Regions from separate parts of the Homo sapiens genome. Here region 1 is linked to region 2. A link is an interaction called in ENCODE POLR2A ChIA-PET data of the cell type or tissue named here. Cell type or tissue: Caco-2. All regions are shown on one strand. Each heading gives the region's core, and the rest is flanking DNA. Links, peaks and the distances in the headings are about the cores only.

Region 1 (10,544 bases), core at 1,327-9,326, 63 kb before region 2:
AGCATTATTTCTTGATGTTCTAAAACACGGCAGGTGTGATATTTGGAAAGTTTTTCTTCTGCTGCTTGGGAACAGTAAACTGGAGGAAGCTGCTATAGGAAGCTGTTTTGTCTTTTTCTCACTTGGTAGATGAAACCAGAGGACTAACTTTGCATTGAGGTCCTTAATGAATGAGGAGCCAGCCAAGTTGACCTTTCCAGGTTTGATGGGAATGCTCAGAAAGTCAGCAGCTATAGCACAAACTCAGTACTATTGCTATGCTAGGAATATTCTTTTCTAAAATAAGTTTATTCTGTATATATAATACTTATACATTAAAGGAAAGGAGAAAGTACAGAATCAGAGAATACAAATAAAAAATAATGATCATATGATATCATATCATATACAAATCCTAAACCTACAAAAAGTATTTTGCAAATATGGTATCATTTGCTATATATGTTTACTTAATGGTCTTTCCCCACTTAAAACATATCATGTACATTATTCATGTCCACAAATATTCTTTTAAAGTTTGTTTGTAATAGTTACATATTCTCCTATTGTGTGGAAGTATTATAATTTCAAACAAACTTTTTATTGAGGACATTTGCATTGCCTTGGACTGTCATGTACATAATACATTATTTTCTTAGGACAAATTCCTAGAAATAGAATTTTGAGTTAATCACTGTATACATGTTTAAGGGACTATGAAATGATGTTCCATTCACCTCGACTTACATATTTGTGTTTGTAGAATCTTTGTGGACAGCCTCAGAGTTATTCAAAACAAATTGAAAACTCACAGAGGACCATTTTTGCCAGTTTAGTTCTCAAAAATCTGTGTGCAAGTGTTACTACAGACGTTGACTTTGAGCTTTCTCCTCTTGGAGAGAATGTTTTGCTTTAAGTTGGGACAAGGAAGATTTCCCTATCACAGAGAACTTCCTCAGCCTCACTGACAACATTTTATGCTAGTGACACATTTTGATTTTTTTTTCCTAGCACAAGAGAAGTGAGCAAGGGATGGATTATTAGACAAAAGAAAATTGTCCTATGATCCAAAGCCAAGATGCTGTTCCATGTAAACTTGTCTTTAATACAAGAGCAGATTGATCAGGGATACAGATTATGAGCCCATAGCATGTCTTTTTCTTGATTGCGTTATGTCATCCTCAACAACAAAGAGTAGCTCCAGATTTGCATTCATTTTGTGTTAGGACCTTGTGATTCTCTCTTGGAAGATTTAAAACACGTTCCTTCTACATTCCTTTCATATTTCTTAAAAAGGCCATCTAACGTTGGTGCTACTATATGTTGGGATCTCTAATTTTTAATTTTTTTTGAAAAAATGGCACTGGTGATGACATTGCTGCTGCTTCAAGTCAAAAAAGATAACAAATTTCACTTAATTTTCAAATTTAAAAAGCACAGGGATTGAATAGCTGACCTGTGATGACCAGCTGCACTTTGAGGCCCTCATATTTACATGTACTTACACATTTTCTAAATGAAATGATACCAATTATAGAAATATCTTTTTTTTTAATTTAACAGTCTTAGTTGGCCAGAGCTCTTTGAGAAGTAACATTACTCATTCACAACAGAAAACCAAGTCCACATAAAAAAATTGTAATGTATATTCAAACTACCAATAAGACCTTGCTATTGTAATGGTAAAGAATTTATTTCCCCATCTGAAGTTTCAATAATTTGAGCCTATAAAACAAGCTGGTAATGGACATGTTAACAAGAAAAAAGGTATACAAATGTATGAAGGTGCATAAACATGGAAGCCATACACAAAATACGAGATTCAAAGGAGTGGCCAGATGACTGAAGTTTTTACAACATCCTGAGGTTACAGGAAGAAGAGGACTGTGACTTCTAAAGGGGACTAGGGAAGTGGTGTCACAGATTATGGGAGGGTGAAGGGAGGAAAGCATAGGTAGCAAGGCTGTTTCTTATGCAGATAAAATCTCTCAGGTAGCAGGTTTCAGAAAGAATAGACAAAAGCCTGTGGTAAGAGTATTTCTGTCACACCTTCAGAAGCATCAAACTTTTAGTCTTATTTTCCTCTGAGTTAATTTGTTCTAGATCTGGACAAGGTGGGGGAGGGAGGCATCAGAGAAAGCCTGTTTGCATCTGCTGTTTATTTCACTAATATAGATTTCCTTTACAGATGCAAATCTCCCCACAAAAGGACAGCTTTTCAAAGCTATTTCTGTGGTTTTCAGCCCCTCTGAATAGCCGACTCAAAATACACCAAAGAAGTATATTGGAGGGGAGTGAAATATTCTGTTTCCTTCACTGCTCATTTGAAAGAAGTTGGAATTGAACTTGCCAGTCTTTCAAACTATCACTAATTTGCTTCCACTCCATATCTACACATTTCCAATAGGAGCAACTTCTACTATTTTCATATTTATGTTTCACATTGATAATCATGCTTCTAATGCAATAAAGGAAACATCAGTTAAAAAATTTAGGCTGAAAACCTTCCCAATGGTCTAAATAATGTGGGCATTTCCATGAATAGTCCATTCCAAAAGAGCTTCAAAACAAAACCTGAGGTAAAGCAAAACGTTGAATAATAGGGGAAGTTACTCAAACTCTATCAAGACTCAGAAAAACGGAGAGGGTAAGAAGAGAAATTTGGTTTTCATAATAACTTAAAAAAAATTTTTTAGAGATCAAGTAGGTATTTCTTTTATAGCATAGAAAGGAGGAATAATAATTTTATAACATTGGAGAGTAAATGCTTGAAAAACAGTCTGAGATTATGGGAACCTACATGAAACCCTAGGGTTGATATAAAGATTAATTTAAGCTGAAGAAATTTGACATTCCACAGATGCAGGAAGAAGCTTTCTCAGAGCTTCCCTTAGCTGACAAAAATCAGAAACTTCTGAGAACTGAGGACTGCCATAAATTCCCTCTCTGGGAAGGCTTCTACTCCCAGGAGACCCAAAGTACATTTCCCTGAATCTCTTCACCAGGAGAGTTTATGAAGAAGATGGAAAGACCACTCATACCTGCACAGACAAACATTATCACAAACTTTCGTATCTTCCATTTGTTTTCCTAGGAATCAACACACTCTTCCACAATGGTTGAATTAATTTACACTGTCACTAACACTGTAAAAACATTATTCCTTTTTTCTTCACAACCTCACCAACATCTAGTGTTCTTTGACTTTTTAATAACAGCTATTCTGGCTGGTGTGACATGGTATCTCAGTGTGGTTTTGATTTGCATTTCTCTAATGATCAGTGATGTTGAGTTTTTTTCATATGTTTGCTGCCTGCATGTATGTTGTCTTTTAAGAAGTGTTTGTTCATATCCTTTGCCCACCTTATAATGGATTGTTTGTTTTTCTCTTGTAAATTTGTTTAAGTTCCTCGTAGATGCCGGATATTAGACCTTTGTCATATGGAATAGGTTGCAAAAATTTTCTCCCATTTTGTATGTTGTCTATTGATAGTTGCTTTTGCTGTGCAGATTCTCTTTAGTTTCATTAGATCCCACTTGTCAACTGACACTTTTGTTGCAATTGCTTTTGGCATCTTTGTCCATGAGATCTTTGCCCATGCCTATGCCCTGAATTGTAAGTATTGCCTAGGTTTTCTTCTAGGGTCTTTATAGTTTGGGTTTTACATTTCAATCTTTAATCTACCTTGAGTTGATTTTTGTATATGGTGTAAGGAAGGGGTCCAGTTTCAATTTTCTACATATGGCTGGCCAGTTCTCCCAGCACCATTTACTAAATGAGGAAATGTTTCCCCATTGCTTTTTTGTTTTTTTTGTCAGTTCTGTTGATGATCAAATGGTTGTAGTGGTGCAGTCTTATTTCTGGGTTCTCTATTCTGTTCCATTGGTCTACGTGTCTGTGCGTGTACCAGTACCATGCTGTTTTGGTTACTGTAGCCCTGTAGTATAGTTTGAAGTTAGGTAGCATGATGCCTCCAACTTTGTTCTTTTTGCTTAGGATTGCCTTGGCTATTTGGGCTCTTTTTTGATGCCATATTACTTTTAAAATAGCTTTTTTCTTATTCTGTGAAGAACGTCAATGGTAGTTTAACGGGAATAGCAGTGAATCTATAAATTGCTTTAGGCAGTGTGGTCATTTTTACAATATTGATTCATCCTATCCATGAGCATGGAATGTTTTTCCATTTGTCTGTGTCATCTCTGATTTCTCTGAGCAGTGGTTTGTAATTCTCCTTGAAGAGGTCCTTCATGTCCCTTCTTAGCTGTATTCCTAGGTATTTTATTCTTATTGTGGCAATTGTGAATGGGAGTTCATTCATGATTTGATTATTTGCTTGCCTGCTGTTGGTGTATAGAAATGCTAGGTATTTTTGCACATTGATTTAGAAATACCATTTGATCCAGCAATCCTATTACTGGGTATATACCCAAAAGAATATAAATCATTCTATTATAAAGACACATGCATGTGCCTGTTCATTGCAGCCCTATTCACAATATCAAAGACATGGAATCAACCTAAATGCCCACCAATGATAGATCAAATAAAGAAAATGTGGTTCATATACACCATAGAATACTATGCAGCCATTAAAGGAATAAGATCCTGTCCTTTGCAGGGACATCGATGGAGCTAGAGGCCATTATCCTTAGCAAACTAATGCAGGAACAGAAAACCAAATACTGCATGTTCTCATTTATAAGTGAGAACCTAAAGATGAGAATGCATGGACTTGTTGGGGGACAGCAACACACACTGGGCCTGTTAGAGGGTGAGGGTTGGTAAGAGGAAGAGGATCAGGAAGAATAGCTAATGGATGCTGGGCTTAATATCTGGTGATGGGATGATCTGTGCAGCAAACCACCTATTGTTACATGTTTACCTATGTAACAAACCTGCACATCCTACACATGTACCCCTGAAATTAAAATAAAGGTTGAAAAAAAGAAAGATGAGAAGGAGGAGAAGAAGGGAAATGGGAGGGCATAATGTAACAATTTTAGGACTCCATGTTTTAAATGTTATTTTAATCCCATCTATTTATTTCTGAAAGTAAAGCTCACTTTCAGGAAACCCTTACACCGAAGATGACAGTGCTTAGGAAAATAGAAGAAAATCACTATGGTGTTTGAAGAAAGGAAGAAATGAAAGATAAGGAAGAAGGAAGAATGGGGAAGAAGGAAGATATAGGAGAATCAGCAGTGAGATGAAGGAAGATCAAAAAGAAAGAAGGGAGAGACAAATAAGTAATCAAGAGGCACAGGAAAACAGAAAAGGAAAATGGCAGAGCAAAAACATAAGAATAATGGAAGCCAGGCATTGGCACACTATGATCCCTAGACCAAATCCAGCTCATTGCCTGTTTTTGTACAGCCTGACCTAACAATGTTTTTTCTAGCTTTAAACAACTGAAAACAAACAAACAAAAACAAAAACAAAAAAACAGAAAAAGAAACAGTGCTTTGTGGTATGTATAAAGCTTACATTTGTGTTTATAAATAAATTGAATAAAGCTTACATTTGTGTTTATAAATAAAGTTTTATTGCATGCATTAAAAAAAGAAACCCATTAGTCTTTCCTAAAGAAACGTATTTGTTCTTCCCATAGGCTGTTTCTCCTAAATTATGTATGTAAGCCTTACCTTTAACCATTTAACATCACCTTCTTTTGTTGGCTACTATGTTCATATGCATATGAATAAAACTTTTTCTCCTGTTAATCTGTCTTTTGTCAATTTAATTTGCAGGCTTCAGGGACTCTAAACTTTAATAAGAGAGTAGAGGAAAAATAATTTTCTCCCTTAAAAGACTCAGGATAGAAGTACTAAGGAAGCACTTCTAATTATCTGATTAACCAAATATGGTGTTAGCAAGATAGAAACACGACAACATCTCTCAAGCTTAATATTAATATAACCTCTGTGGGGTGCCAAGGAGAAACTTCCCCTTCGCCCTCTGAAGAATCACTGAAAAATTACTGACATGTGGCAGATTAATAGGAGAATGGCCATACATATTTATTTAACATGTATACATGAGAACCTCAGACTGAAGACCCAAAGATAGAAGGGAAGTAGTCCATTTTTATGTTTAGGTTCAACAAAGTATGGAAAGCTGTGTAGAAATATGATTGGACAAAAATGGTCTCATCTAATGGTAATGGACTGAGTGGGGAAGCCCAGCAAGGCCAATCTATCTAGATTCTTCTTGTCCTCTTTCAGCATGAATTTCTTCTTTCTGGATGTGGGGCAGAACCATTTCTGGAATGGGGGTCTTATGACCTACTGTCAAATGAGATAGGTCAGATAACTTCTTCTGGCTACTTTTTACACAGAAAGGCATAGAGAAAACTTGAGTAATATTATTAGGTTTTATAACTAGGTATGGGGGAAGAGGGGTTCTGGTTTCTACGACCTGCCTTGGGGAAGAGGGATTCTAGCTTCTATGGCTAGCCTCAGTGGGGAATAGGCCCGAGAGACAGGAGGACAGGAAAAGGTAAGAGAAAAACGTTTGCTTCTGAGGTCTTCATTTTGGGGGTATTATTTTCTGAGCCCCAATACCTCTTAGTTATTTGGGCAAATTAGAGAAAAGGAGAAACTGAATTCTTTAACTACAAAGTTCTCTTGCATGTTGAAGTGGTGGTTGCTTTGTGTTTTATGTCTTAGACAACAGTGATTTTTCATTTGGTTTTATCCTGGGGCATTAGCTGTACAGATAAACTCTCTTTCATTTTAATGCTATGAGTTTTGGCAAGTCAAATGCCCTAAGTCTAAATGCTTGAATACCTCAAATCAAACTCTCTCTATAAATGTATAATCTGGACGCAGGTGACCATTTTATATTTAGTGAGAAAAAGTAAAGGTCATTTAGGTCTTCAAGGCATATTTTTAAATATTCCAATTTCCCTAGGTGCCAACTTTTTTTTTTTTCTTTTTCTCCAGCAACCTCAATATTTTACATTCACTAGCCTGGAAAGGTCATTTCCTAGAAATCTAATTCTCTAAATAAAATGTCTATGTTTCTTACTGTTTATCTGGAATACAAAATTTGTTAACTTGCATACAACATGCCAGAAATAGAGATGTGTGCTAATTAACACAAAGTTCACAGCTCTGAGTTTTATGTTAGACAAATATATGCCTGTTTTTACAAGCCTTTATAATTCTCTCCTGTTGAACATTGACTTTCAAACTTTGTTTTTAGTCACTACATAGTAAAATGTTAAGTTGGCATACAAGACCAAATGTCCATGAATTCCGTATCTCACTATTTTTTATGCACACACACGAAAAAATCAATATGAGATTTCACCTCTTAAATAAGCATTTTCTGTTTTAAAAAATATGTTTTAAAAAAGGAGATGAGGTAGGATTCACTTTAAAAAAAATGCCTTTCCACAGCTATTAAAGACTTCTATGTACAAAATCATTGATGAAAATATTCCCTCAGATGGTATATGCAGGGAGGTGTGCAGGGAGGTACAGGGAGCACAGATATCACAGGTAGATATGACGGGAGTCAGATCTAGCTTCTTTCCCTCCTGCTTCATCAGAGGCTGGTTCCTCTTTAGGTTTAGTGACTCTGTTTTCTGCAGACCCATCTTGCTAAGCCACTTCTGCCTCTTTTCCTTTTGCCTCACTTTCCCTGTAGTTTGCACTTTTTCTGCTGCCTTTTTCACTCATCTACCCTTGGGCTCTCCCTTTATTGACCCTTCAGCTCACTTAAACTTTCTCTTGGGTTGAATGACAATGGTTGCCAAGGGGCACAGTCAGTCAGAGCCTTTGAGAATCTAAGCTGCCTGGACATTGCCACTGTTCACATTTTTTTTAGTGGTACTACTTTCTGCTTCACATTTCCAGATACAACATTTCTTTGGAAGTAGGTGGCCATTAATATTGAATCTCTACAGTTTGTAGGAGATATAATTACCCTTTAATTCATACTGTGATCTGTAACTTTGGAGCATGATTCATTTGAAGATGATCTTAGCCTGTTAACTCATTTTTCTCTTCCAAATAACAATAATGATATTATTTTGGTAGAAGGCTTTTATTCAAATACAATTTTTAAATCTGAATTTTAAAATTCATTTCTGATCTACTTGTCTGCCTCAAGGCTTATATCAAATTTATTTCCTAATAAATTCTATAAATCCTATGTCACTCTCATCCACCCCCACTTTTCCATTCCTATTCTGTCGTTGCCTAGATGAGTTGACCTGTAGCCCTAGATCCTGCAAAATTGTTTTCCTAACTTTAAACTAGAACAGCCACAAGAAGTCTTAGTTCCAATCCCTGCTTAGTCTCTGGATTCTATCTGGCAAATCAAGCATGTTGGACCTGTTACCTCATTCATAAAATTTCAGAGACAAACAAGATCACTGCTTCTCAAACTGTTTCCCCCAATGGCTAATTGAAAACACAAGTTCCAACTGAGCTTAGTTAATCTGGACAAGGCAAGCTCCTTTCAAGCATTTGGTTCAGAAGGTTGAGGTGGGGCCTGAGAGTCTGCATTCTAACAAGCATCCTGTCATTGCCCTGGGACACAGACTGTACTTAGGTTACATTTTCTACTTGTTCATTGACGTATGTAAATGCTTAGGGCTACTCCTTTTTTTTTTTTTTCTGGAAGGCCTTTGACATGGTTAGGCTTTGTGCCCCCACCCAAATCTCATCTTGAATTGCAATTTCCATAATCCCCCAAATCCCCACATGTCAAGGGAGAGACCGGGTAGAGGTCATTGAATCATGAGGGCGGTTCCCCCATGCTGTTCCCTGAGATCTGATGGTTTTATAAGGGGCTCTCCCCCTTCACTCAGCACTTTTCCTTCCTGCTGCCTTGTGAAGAAGGTGCCTGCTTCCCCTTCGCCTTCCACCATGATTATAAGTTTCCTTAGGCTCCCCCAGCCATGCTGAACTGTGAGTCAATTAAACCTCTTTCCTTTATAAATTACACAGTCACACAGTTATACATAGCAGTATGAAAATGGACTAATTCAGCCTTCTTCTACTATATCAAGATTTTCCCCAGCCTTCAAGTCCCCATTCAATGCCATCTTTTTTATAATGTCTTTCTTGATCATTTTCTTGATTATGCAAGCAGCACATTCACTTCCCTTATACTGACCTCTTATCAAGTCATACCATCACATGGCACCTTTTCTACTTTCATTTTTATTTTTGTTTATCTCTTTATTTGATTTTAAACTCCTTGAGGATTGTAACCCTGTCCAACTCTACCTCATTATGTTTAGAACAGTAGTTCTCAAACTTCAGGAGCATCAAAATCACCTGAAGGGTAAATAAAACAGAGATTGCTGAGCCTTGCCCCCAAGATTCTCATTCTGCTGGTCAGGTAGGGCTCTTGAATCTGTATTTCTACAGGATAACAGTGCCAGGAATATTGGTGATTAACGCATTGAACTTTTTGAACACTGCTATAGAGTAAAGCTCTAGGCTTTAGAGTCAGAAAAATCTGGGTTTGAATCACCAGTTTCAATCACATGTTATTCCAGAATAATTGTGAGACAGTTACTTTTACTTTTCATTCTTACTTCTTCAGTAATAAAACATCTTTTAGTATTTGGGAAAGAAATAAGTGACAATGTACAAAAGGGTCTGTTTTTCATTAATTACCTTCCTTTATAATTAATCTTCAATGTCATTTATGCTGGGTTTCCTTTCTGATTGTCCTTGGACAAGGGAAAGTCTCCTGCAATGGGCTCCTTCATTCCCATAATCGCACCATCCCAGCATTTTTTACAACTTCATTGTAATTGTTTCTTTAATTATCAACCTTCTTTGATAAATTGTAAGATCACTGAGGGCAGGGGCCATATATTTACTGCGACCTAAGAGTATTTTGCCCATAATCTCTACTTTGTACCTGATACAGAGAAAGTGCACAATAAATATTGGAATAACAATTAGTGATTGAACAAAATCAGAGATTGATAGAGATGAGAAAGAGAGAGCGGAAGAGAGAGAATATTGTGCCTGATGAAATAGGAATAACAGTACCTACCATATGTCATTATTTCTAGGAAAGAATCTAGCATAGTTTTGGACATGTTAAAAGGCATCCAAAACATATTAGTTGTCTTTTCCCAGCAATAATGTATGAATGTGGTGCTCATACTCCCAAGACTTTCCAAAAGAGCTATATTTTAAAGCAGTTTAATTTTTTAAATAAAAGCAATTTATTCATATCTGTAAAATAATTTTTCCACTTTTTTGGACATTATAAAATAATGTCACAAATCAATAAGTTTATGCATCACAATATTGATCTGGACATTGGTAAAGGCAAGATACAGTATATGAATGGTTAAAACAGTGCCCTCCAGAGCCACACTATTCAGGTTCAAATTCTGGCCCAGCAACTTACATGGGAAGGTCACTTAATTTCTCCATATTTCAGTTTGATCCTCTTTAAAATGGCATAATCTATAATGCCTACCTCATAAGTGTGTTATAAGAATCAAATGAGCAATGTAGGTAAAGTGCCCTATACATGTTACATATTAAAAAAACTCTTATAATAAAGATCTTCATAGTTGGTATTA
Region 2 (10,544 bases), core at 1,763-9,762:
AGACAGGGTCTCGCTCTGTCACCCAGGCTGGAGTGCAGTGGCGTGATCTCATCTCACTGCAACCTCTGCCTCCCTGGTTCAAGCAGTTCTGTGCCTCAGCCTCCCGAGTAGCTAGGATTACAGGTGCCCACCACCACGCCCAGCTAATTTTTTGTATTTTTAGTAGAGATGGGGTTCCACCATGTTGGCCAGAATGGTCTTGAACTCCTGACCTTGTGATCCACCTGCCTCAGCCTCCCAAAATTCTGGGATTACAGGAGTGAGCCACCGCAGACAGCTAGGAATGGTGTTTTTATAAGAAGAGGAAAATACATCAGAGATCTCTCTGTCACCTACCAAGTGAAGACAAGGTGAGAAGAAAACTGTCTATAAGCCACAAAGGGAGGCCTTGCAAGAAACCAACCCTAATGGCACCTTGCTTGATCTTAGACTTTAACCTCCAGAACTAGGAGAAAATAAATTTTTGTTGTATTACGAAAACAGTCTGTAGTATTTTGTACTGGCAGCCTTAGCTCACTAATATATCTTATGCTATAGCATTTGCTTCCAACGTCATGAAAACTGCAGTCTGACTTCCTTCCTGCCTTCAGCTGCCTCATTGTGTAGATGAGATACATTTACTATTTCCAAAGCCCTGATGCAGGAGAAATACAAATGAGGACAAGTAATAGTTGAGCAATTTCTCAGCCTTTGACAGAGAAAGGTATCTACTTCCATTATGCAGTTTACAAAGAAGTTTACATGAATTTACTTCCTTCAGAGTGATATTTGTAAAGCTGGAATATTACTATAATAATCTAATGGGTGAACAAAAATATTGCCATTTCTAATCGTTCAGCAGTGTATTAACCGTAGATGCTTTAAAAGGCAATAGCACCATCACCAACAATAACAACAATAAACCAAATGTGCTACAACTCAAAATATAGCAGTAAAATAGAGTGAGTAAAATGGAGTATGTAAAAGTCATATATACTACATTTCTCTGACTTTCATTTGAACTCAAGTTCATGAGAAGTATGGTGAAGTTCTATTGAGAGATGTAGAAGATATGTCTAAACTAAATTATAAAAATATCTGACTCTGGTTTGATGCTTGGGGAGCTCAGTAAACCAGAGTTTTACACAGAGCACATACAAATGTGAGAATTGGGGATGTCATATCTAGCTGGAGTCATGGAAAGCCAGTTTGGAGATAAAACCAACATAGAGAAGAATGGAGAAGTCAGGGAATTGCAGATAAATGGCACTACAGCCCTGTGATAAACATGCTTAAACTTCCTCTACCTTGAAATGTGTCAGTTACACAAAGTGATATATCGTCTTTATAGGTTATGGTTTAAGACTATTTGTGTCATTTTTTTCTGTTCCTTGCAACTAGATACAATCTTATACATGCCTAACAGAGGTTCTGGAAAGCAGACTATGTAGAAAGAAAACTATGACTACAATTTTAATTTTAACTGTATCATAAAATTTTTAGGAAAAAATAAGTGTAATAGAGATTAAATTAAAATTCACATACAAAATTACTCTAGCAGAGTAATGAGTGATAATCAATGATCAAGTTCTACCACTATGTTTATTCAATTCATTAGCAATTTGCTAATCGGGAGGGACTGCTGTCTGTTAAGAATGGGTCTTGGGTCTTGATATTTGGGTCTTGTTATTCAGTTAGACCTAAGAATCTTCTCATTACAGGAAAAAATTAGGTAATGAAGGCTCTGGGGCATATTGGGAAATAAAAGGCAGTGATTAAGTTGGTAATTTTATGCAAATAAAAATCAAAGCACCAGGAGAGAAAGAATAAGAAAAGGGTAAGACTTTCAGAAAGTGTCAAGCTGTCTCCTGTGATTCTTTTACATAACAAATACAACTTTTTTACTTAATCAACAATGTAGAGAGTAAGTACAAGGATGGCTATACATAAGCTGAACATCTTAGAAAATATTGTAGGGGGAAAAAGAGAGAACTTGCTGATAATACAGTACTTGCAAAACAAGCTTTTGCTATTTCCCTCTTGACACCACGTCTGTTGTCTACTAGGGCAATCATATCCAACAGTAATTGTCTAACAATTGTTCTGCACTGAGAAAATACTTCTGATTACAGACATTAACACGTTTAGGCATTAAACCTCCTCACTGTAATTACCCTTGAGCTTATTCTCACAAATGAATTAATATGCTGATCGCTTGGACTAATACAACCAGCAAAAGGGTGATGAATTGCTTCCAAATCAGATAAAATGAAGCATGACATCATGTAATTAATTTCATGGAAGTGGGGGGTTGAAACAGAAAGAAAACATTTCCACTGGGGCTATCTTCCCAGAGTGCGATGTGAGGTAGGGGCAGGAAGTAGGGAAAGGAAGATGAAACCTAGTGTTACTGAAAACGTCTGAGCTTTTGAGCAGTGGGTTTGTACATTCCAAGGTACCATTTGAAACTGTGATGCTTTTGTAGCTAAATGTATGGAGCACAGCTGATGTGCTAATGGACCCTGCTATGAGTGCCCCGGTGGAAGGTCTGAGAAGGCAAATAAGCTTGCCTGTCGTTTCTGATGCTGAGAATAATTTGCCTTCTTAAATGACTAGCTGGAATTAAAAGGGTACAAATGTCAAAAATGTATTTAGTTCTGAAATACAAAAAAAAAAAAAAAAAATCAAGCAAGCAAACAAAAAGCAAGGGCCCATGAATTAAAAGATGTGCTAACAGGGTATGATTAGAATACAAACTGAATTTTTCCTCTCTCACACCTATCCAGGTAAATAACAAGGTGGCTGGGTATATAGAGCGTGAATGTTCCTGATTTGGATCAAAAGGTGACTTACTTGTGTAACCATAAGGATACTAATTCATCTTCCTGACCAGTGCCCATGTTGTTTAGTCACCCAACAAAAAGAGCTTTAACAGAGCTACTAGCAAATCAATGGTACTTTATTTAGATCATGGCTTGATTTCCTCCACTATCTCCTATCCATTTCTACCTTTTTGAGAAGCCCGAATCACCTAGCTAGGAATTGGTAAGGGTGACACCTGGTAGATTTACGTGGCTTCCTTAATTACCTCTACGTAGAATTTTGAAGCTATCTTGAGGACATAGGACTAAAGTATACCTGTTAAAAGTCCCATGGATAATAAGAGGAAAGAAAAAGCTAAGCATTTTGAGTTATAATTGTTGTCTTATTGGGGAAAACTATCCAGGCCGTTACTGAATACAAAGTCAAATATCATCCAAAACTTGACCCCTCCTGGTCAGAAACAAGGCCTCTTTTTAACCCGGGGGACTGGGTATATCTAAAAACTTTACCTTCAAACAGAAAACTCCTTCAGGCTTTCTAGACTAGACTCCTTCAAATCCTCCCAACCTCTCCTACAGCTGTTAAATTATAGGGAATCTCCCCTGGGATCTATCTTTCTGCATAAAGTCTGCACCAACACTGGCCCACTCACACTTATGAGCCCTTGGAAGATCTATGATTCTTGTTTCATAAACAACCAGGTAACACTAACCTTTTTTTTTTCAGAAACTCTTTGCTGTCTTTATTATCTACTTTCCTTCACCTCCCTTTTCACTTACTTATGTGCTCCAGAAGAGCTTAATGGAAACCCTTGTCAAAACTATTCAATTTAGCAATATCCTTCAATTTTATAATATTATCCTCAATTCACTTACTCTTTATCCAACTATCATTACTTAAAACCCACATACAATTGTTCAACTTGCAGTAGATTTTTATTTGCAAGGCAATTTTTCCCAATACCATTCGTGTATGTTACTGTAATGATATAACCAATGTGGAAAATAATGATTGTGCCACTTATTTTATATTCTATTCATTGCTCATGCACCGCTCTAGTTTTAAACCTCTCCCACTGGGACATAAACATAACTTTTCCTCATGTATGAGGCCTCTCAAAAACTGTCAAAAGACCCCCTTCCCTTTTTCCCAGTATTTAAATCAAACCAATCACATTGTATTACCCACCCCTTCTAGGTTATTATGGCTTTGCGGTACTGTTGATAACTATTTAAACCCTCTTCACGCTTTGGCCCTATCCTACCTTGATAATTCTCTTCATTATGGTGATTGTATTCTGGGTAAAATAGATCCTGCTCAAATCACTATCTTGAACATAGCTTCCAATCTAAAATCCCATTCTAAAAGAAAAAGGGCTCTAGGACTTACTGTGACTGGAGTTATGGGAACTGATACAACTCTCAACTTTTGGGGAAGGTTTTACTTACCATGAACTCACACTATAGGAACTTACTGCCTCCTTAAAATAGCCTTAGCAAAAACTGGCTCAAGTCCATCAGTGCTAGGAAAGTCTTTAGGCTCACTAGCAGGAATGGTTTTAGATAATAGACAAGCTCTAGATTACCTCCTAGCTGAACAAGGAGGAGTCTGTGTTGTCATCAACAAAACCTGTTTCGCCTACATTCATGTGTCTGGAGAAGTGGAAACTAGTGTCCAAGACATTTTCAAACAAGCCAAATGGCTACACATACTTTCCCAAAGTAACCAAGACTGGACCCAAACCCTAACTGATTGGTTTCCAAGAATCACTTTGCTTCTTCCATTCCTTGGACATTTATTCCTAATCATTCTTCTTTTAATATATGGTCCCTGCCTTTTAAATGTGCTAATTAATTTATATCTTCCAGATAACAACAATTCCACCTGCAGATGACTATGCAATCCCAATACCAGCTGGCAACAGGAACTTCCACTTATACGGTGCCTGTTGATGGAATCTAGTCTTCCCACTTTGAACAAGTTTTTCATGACCCCTCATTCCCTTCATGACAGAGAACGAAAAAGGGGAAAACAAAACATATCCCCTCCACAGCCCCTTTCAGCAGGAAGCAGCCAGACAGACCCAATGCTCATCTTCACTATGCTGTTTTCCCTTTCTTGAGACCCTGGTAGGCAGCAGGTGGACATGAGCATAGGGGATTATAAAGGGTCAAAGGTTTGACCGAGATACTTGTCAGGGGAAAAATGAGCAGAGCAAAGTCCACCAGATGGCTATCAAGCAGACCATCCAGAGGCAAAAGTCCTTATCTGAAGAATTTAGAAGTAATTTGACTTCCCTATTATCTAAAGTGGGCATCTGATTTCACATTTTGTTTCCAAAAATTTATAAGTAACTAGAATTTCTATACATCTCTGGAATGCATGCATGTCAAAATTCATTGTGCAGCTCTTGCTGACATTAAGACACCAAAATGTCTACAAATGTAATCATTTGCCATGACCTATGTGGCTAATGTGATCCACATTACCCTTAAGCTCCTGCTTTAAGGTTCATAAATACCTCTAAGGAAAATCCACTGCAGCACACTCAGTCCTCTTGCCTAAGTGCCCTGCTGCACTCTGCTAGAGCGTTCTTTTTATCTAATAAAACTTTCCTTTTCTAACCTATACCATTGTTGGTAAATTCTTCTTACTACCCATGAGCCAATCACTCTATGCTGACAGGACTCTGACACCTTGCCTGGAAATAGTTTTATATTCTTTTTACAGAAAAAAAAATCTTGTTCAATGTTTTTATTACATAACAGTAAACAAAAGCCTATTATAAGATTTTTTTCCATTTTCATTTGTTTTCCTTTTCTTGAGAAACAGTGTATGACTTTGCATGCAGTATGTTCTCAGCAATTCTTGTTAATTAATTAAATTTACATATATGAGAGTACCAGCTTAGTAATCCTACTGTCTGGTTTGAATCTCAGCTAATCGCGGTGTGACTTTAGCCAAACTGTCTGAGTTAAATTTTTTTGACTGTTAAATGAGTTCATTCTACCTTTCTGGCGGTGATGACCTACCTACGAGAACATGCTTCTTGCAAAAGATCTCTTTCATCCCTCTCCAGAAGAGGAGAAAAGGAAACACAAGAAGAAATACCTGGTGCAGAGCCCCAGTTCCTACTTCAGGGATGTGAAATGCCCAGGACGCTATAAAATCACCACGGTCTTTAGCTATGCACAAACAGTAGTTTTGTGTGTTGGCTGCTCCACTGTCCTCCACTTGCCTACAGGAGGAAAAGCAAGATTTACAGAAGGATGTTCCTTCAGGAGGAAGCAGCGCTAAAAGCACTCTGAATCAAGATGAGTGGGAAATCATCTCAATAAACACATTTTGGATTAAAAAAAATGAGCTCATTCTAACACACTTATAAGCTTGTGTAAATTTGATGGGGAAAACATAAGGCAGCTTGCACTCAATAAATATTGATTTTTCTTGTCATCAATTGTAATTGCCAACATTTATTGTTAGCATGATTCTATTAATTTGACATGTTGATCTCACACCAATTTAACAAACACCCACTCCAACACCCGGATACCTCCCTCCTCCCCTCTGGTCCTTGACCTGTCGCTTTTACCCATTTTCAAGCATTTTTTGTTTATTCATTTGTTTGCATAGCAGTGAGAATAATCATTTCAAAATTTGAATTGGATTTATCACTCCCCCTACTTAATGCCCTTTAGTAATCTGACTTTATACTTAAGATGAATTCCAAACTTCTTTCCATGGCTATGTTATTTGACTCTGTGGAAGACCAGAATATACCACACCAAAATAAATTATACCTCTTTGGTATATCAATTTTGTTGAGCTGGAGGCACTTAAGAAGCAGATGCAGAAAAGCTCTCTGCCCTTCCTCTCTTGCCGAAAAGCAGGACATATATTTACAAAGAAAAAAGATATCGCCCTACCTTGTCCTTCTACCAGGGATAACACAGGTTAACTACTGAAGACTACTTTAGACCCATTTTGGGCCTGGAGATAGCACCAGGAGAGTCTACAGTTAGCAAGCTTTACTAACTAGCCTTCATCTGCCATTTGTTTGACTTCTCACAAGTGGCCACCCCCAGAAAATCAAAGTCTTTTTCTTCTGACTTGCCACTTTTCCAAAAATGTACTGTTCTTTATTGAAGATGCTATGTAATTTAAAGCCATCTCTTTGAGAAATTACTCATAGTCTGGGTATCCCCCATGTACGCATGAAGTATGCATGTTGATAAACTTCTATTTGCTTTTCTCTTGTTAATCAGTCTTTTGTTACAGGGACCATTCCCTGTAACTTCTGAGGGTTGATAAAATAATAATTTTTTTCTTCCTCTACCTTCCCAATTCATCTATACTGCTTTTTACCTAACTCCTATTCAAAGATAAAAAGAATGGATAAAAGCAAAAAGAATGAGCACAATGTGGAAAAATCTTCCTGTCCAGTAAGGAACACATGTTAGAATAGAGTCTCAGCTCCAGGTAAGAAGGTTGGACAAGAGGAGAAGTGGGTCTTTTAAAGCCAAAAAATAAAAATTAAAAAAAAGTCAGGGGCAGGGGTATCTCTAGTTGATTTGAGGAGAGCAAAGTCTCTGGTGCTGCAGGTTACATCTAAGCTGGTTGGTTTAGGTGCGTGCTGGGATGGGCTGAGGTGGCTTATGCTGAGCATGTGAAGACCCCATCTAGGATGGCAGCATTCAGCTGCCTCTGCTAATGAGGGTACTATGTCAGAATCAAAATGATGGTGCCCAAAATGATGGTCAGGTCTGCACAATGGCTCCCAGGCCAGGTGGCCAGGTCAGACTTTGTCGTAGCCACACTGGCCTTCTTTCAGTTAAATATACGTGCCTCAAGACTTCTGCACATGCTCTTCCCTCTGTTTGGATGTGGACCATTCTTTTGCTCTTCACGTAACTCTATTTCTTCAGGTTTCACCTCAAATTTCAGCCCTGCAAAGAGGTCTTCTCTGACCACTATTTTTTTTTTTTTTTTTGAGAGGTCTTGCTCTATCGCCAAGGCTGGAGTGCAGTAGCATGATCTTGGATCGTTGCACTCTTGACCTCTGGGGCTCAAGCGATCCTCTCACTTCAGCCTCCCAAGTAGCTGGGACCACAAGGGATCTCACTATGTTGTCCAGGATGGTCTCGAACTCCTCGGCTCAAGCAGTCCTCCCACCTCAACCTCTCAAAGCACTGAGATTACAAGCTTGAGCCACTGCATCCGATCCCTGACTACTTCTTAATCCCCCAGTATCATTCTCTATCTCTGCATGTTTTTCTTCATCATAATTTGAAGACTTTGTAATTATTCTACTTATTTACTTTGCATGTATGTATATACATACATACATATGTATGTATATACATACATACATATGTATGTATATACATACATACATATGTATGTATATACATATATACATATGTATGTATGTATCTATCAGTTCTGTATCCTATTAGTCTGTAGGCTACATATACAGGCTTTAGTAAAAGATAAACAGAGTCATTTATTCATCTAATTTCCTTTAATCCAACAGGCAAAGAAAAAGTTATGATGCTTGAATTGCTGTCAAACAATCTAGTTATATTTAATTCTACATTGAGTTCATAAGTTTTAAAGATATCATTCACATTTTTCAGGGAGTATTAACAGCAGATCAACATGAATATTCCTTTAGGAAAAAAATGAAAGCTTCATGTTTGTATGCATAGTGTTAATATTCATATATTTGTATGCAGTGCCTTTGGAGCAAGCAAATGTCCTCTAACTGCAATTTCAGCCTGGTCAAGGTAACAGACCTTTTTCATTAAGTACTTCCAAATTTCAAATCTATCCATGAACGTGAAAAATCTGTGCTAATTAAAGCCTGTCATATAGGTCAATAGTGCAGGGAGGACCTGGGAGGTTCCCAGGACTTAAAGGAGAAGACTTCGCATTAAATATAACTAGGATTTTCTGCACCACAAGGCAAGATGTCGCTTCATTCTGGTTCTGTTACATGATTTATGGACAGCTGTTCAATTGTTCAACGGGATTTTCACCTTGTAAAATGTTGATCAATTTTTGTGGCTAGAAAAACGGAAACTACCCAATGTAGAGAACATTTGTAGAACAAATTTAGTGGGTAAAAATCCCCACTTCTTTTACATCATCCTGTCATGTGCTTTAAAGATTTCGAACTCAAATGTCTTCAGTGGTCTGGCAGAGTGATTTTATTTTTTATTAACTGGGAGGGTGGTGCGAAATAGCTTAGGGCTAGCGACAGGGGGCAGCCACTGTCATTTCAGGCAAATTCTTGCCATGCAAGAAAAAATGTAATTTTGTCAAATTTTCTAACTTTTCAAGAGGAGCCAGTTACCAATATTTTTCAAAAATTAACTATATATATTAAATACTTGTAACTAATTAAAAATAATTAAAAACATTATATGGATGACATACAGAAGTTTGTGGGCTAAATGATCTCTACCAGCTTGTGACTTCTGCAGTAAGTTTTGATTTTACCTTCTAGTGTTGCTGTTTATTAAAGATACAATGTGACTCACATATGTTGTTTATAATTGTTTAGTAGATACATTTTTTAAAGTTTAAAAAGGTGAAATCAATATAAGTAATGGATTTTAATCCAATATATCCAAAATATTATAATTTCAGCATGTAATCAGTATAAAAATTGAGGACATATTTTACTTTTTTTGTTGTACTACATCTTTGAAATTTGATGTGTATTTTACACTTACATCTCAATTTGGACACTCAGTTTTCATTGGAAATATTCGATCTATATTTACCTTTTATAAAATGTACAGTCGAAAAATAGATTTGTATGTCCAAGTTTTCCCAAACAGCCTTAAGAGTTTTCTAGTAACTGAATTGAGTACTAGTTTTAAAAACTAAATTAAATTAAGTAAAACTAAAAATTTAGTTTCTCAGTCACATTAGCCACATTTAAGGTGCTCAATAGCTAAATGGTGCTATTGACTACCATACTGAACAGTGCAACTCTACGACTCTAATTGTGTGCTTCAGCATTTTCTAAATAAGGAGATAAATGTTAAATACTAACAGAGAGGAAAGATACTAATATCTCCATTTAAATACAAGAAACCAACTCTCTAGGGCCTAAGTCAATTCCCTTTTGGTATTCCAGACTGGAAATTAAACATTGATGAGCAATTCTGAATGAGATTCTCTTTTGCCTCTGGAAACACACAGCTTTGAAAGTCTGAATGATCCTATTTCAGTTTGTCTGAGATGTCACCAAATTCACCTTTGAATTATTCATATTCTAACTTCTTAAAAATTACCGAATGCCTGTTTACTGTTCAAACATATCCTGATAGATGCAATGTCTCAAAAATTGAGTACCACACCACCCAAATACCCAACTCGACTACAAGAGATAAGTTTTATATACATTTTGTGTGCATCCTCTCCTAGCTCACACACATAATTATTTATGTGTTTCAGCGAATACCTGTATCTATCTCAATAGGAAGGATTCAAAGTTGCCTTTAAAAGCTTACTGTGTTTTATGTTGGATGCCCTTGGAGTTCAGCAGAATTTTCTCTTAGGGAGAGAATGGCTTTGTTGATTAGGCAAAACCTTGTTGGAATGCTTTTTAATTGCAAAATGTTAGTACTCTGCATATAGTCTAAAAGGAAAGGGTCATTACAAAAAAAGTTACATTGATTTGCCCAATATAACAGATGAATATTAAAATTTTGAATCCTTTCCTGGAAACC

What was found. Peaks named below come from ENCODE experiments on the same cell type or tissue, not always from the same donor. Only the 100,000 strongest peaks of a DNase experiment are listed, where the experiment ranks them.
Region 1: POLR2A ChIA-PET joins it to region 2 with 5 read pairs; 2 of 35 experiments call an interaction of 5 or more read pairs at or near these places.

What each region holds. Positions count from the first base shown.
Region 1 is chr2:211,356,698-211,367,241 of GRCh38, reverse strand. No RefSeq gene overlaps it. Among named protein-coding and RNA genes, the nearest start is that of CPS1-IT1, 740 kb to the right of the region's middle. In Caco-2, for the core only: no CTCF peak of the experiment used is centred there; no DNase peak of the experiment used is centred there.
Region 2 is chr2:211,294,490-211,305,033 of GRCh38, reverse strand. It overlaps the pseudogene RPS27P10. Among named protein-coding and RNA genes, the nearest start is that of CPS1-IT1, 680 kb to the right of the region's middle. In Caco-2, for the core only: no CTCF peak of the experiment used is centred there; a DNase peak (open chromatin) is centred at 4,993.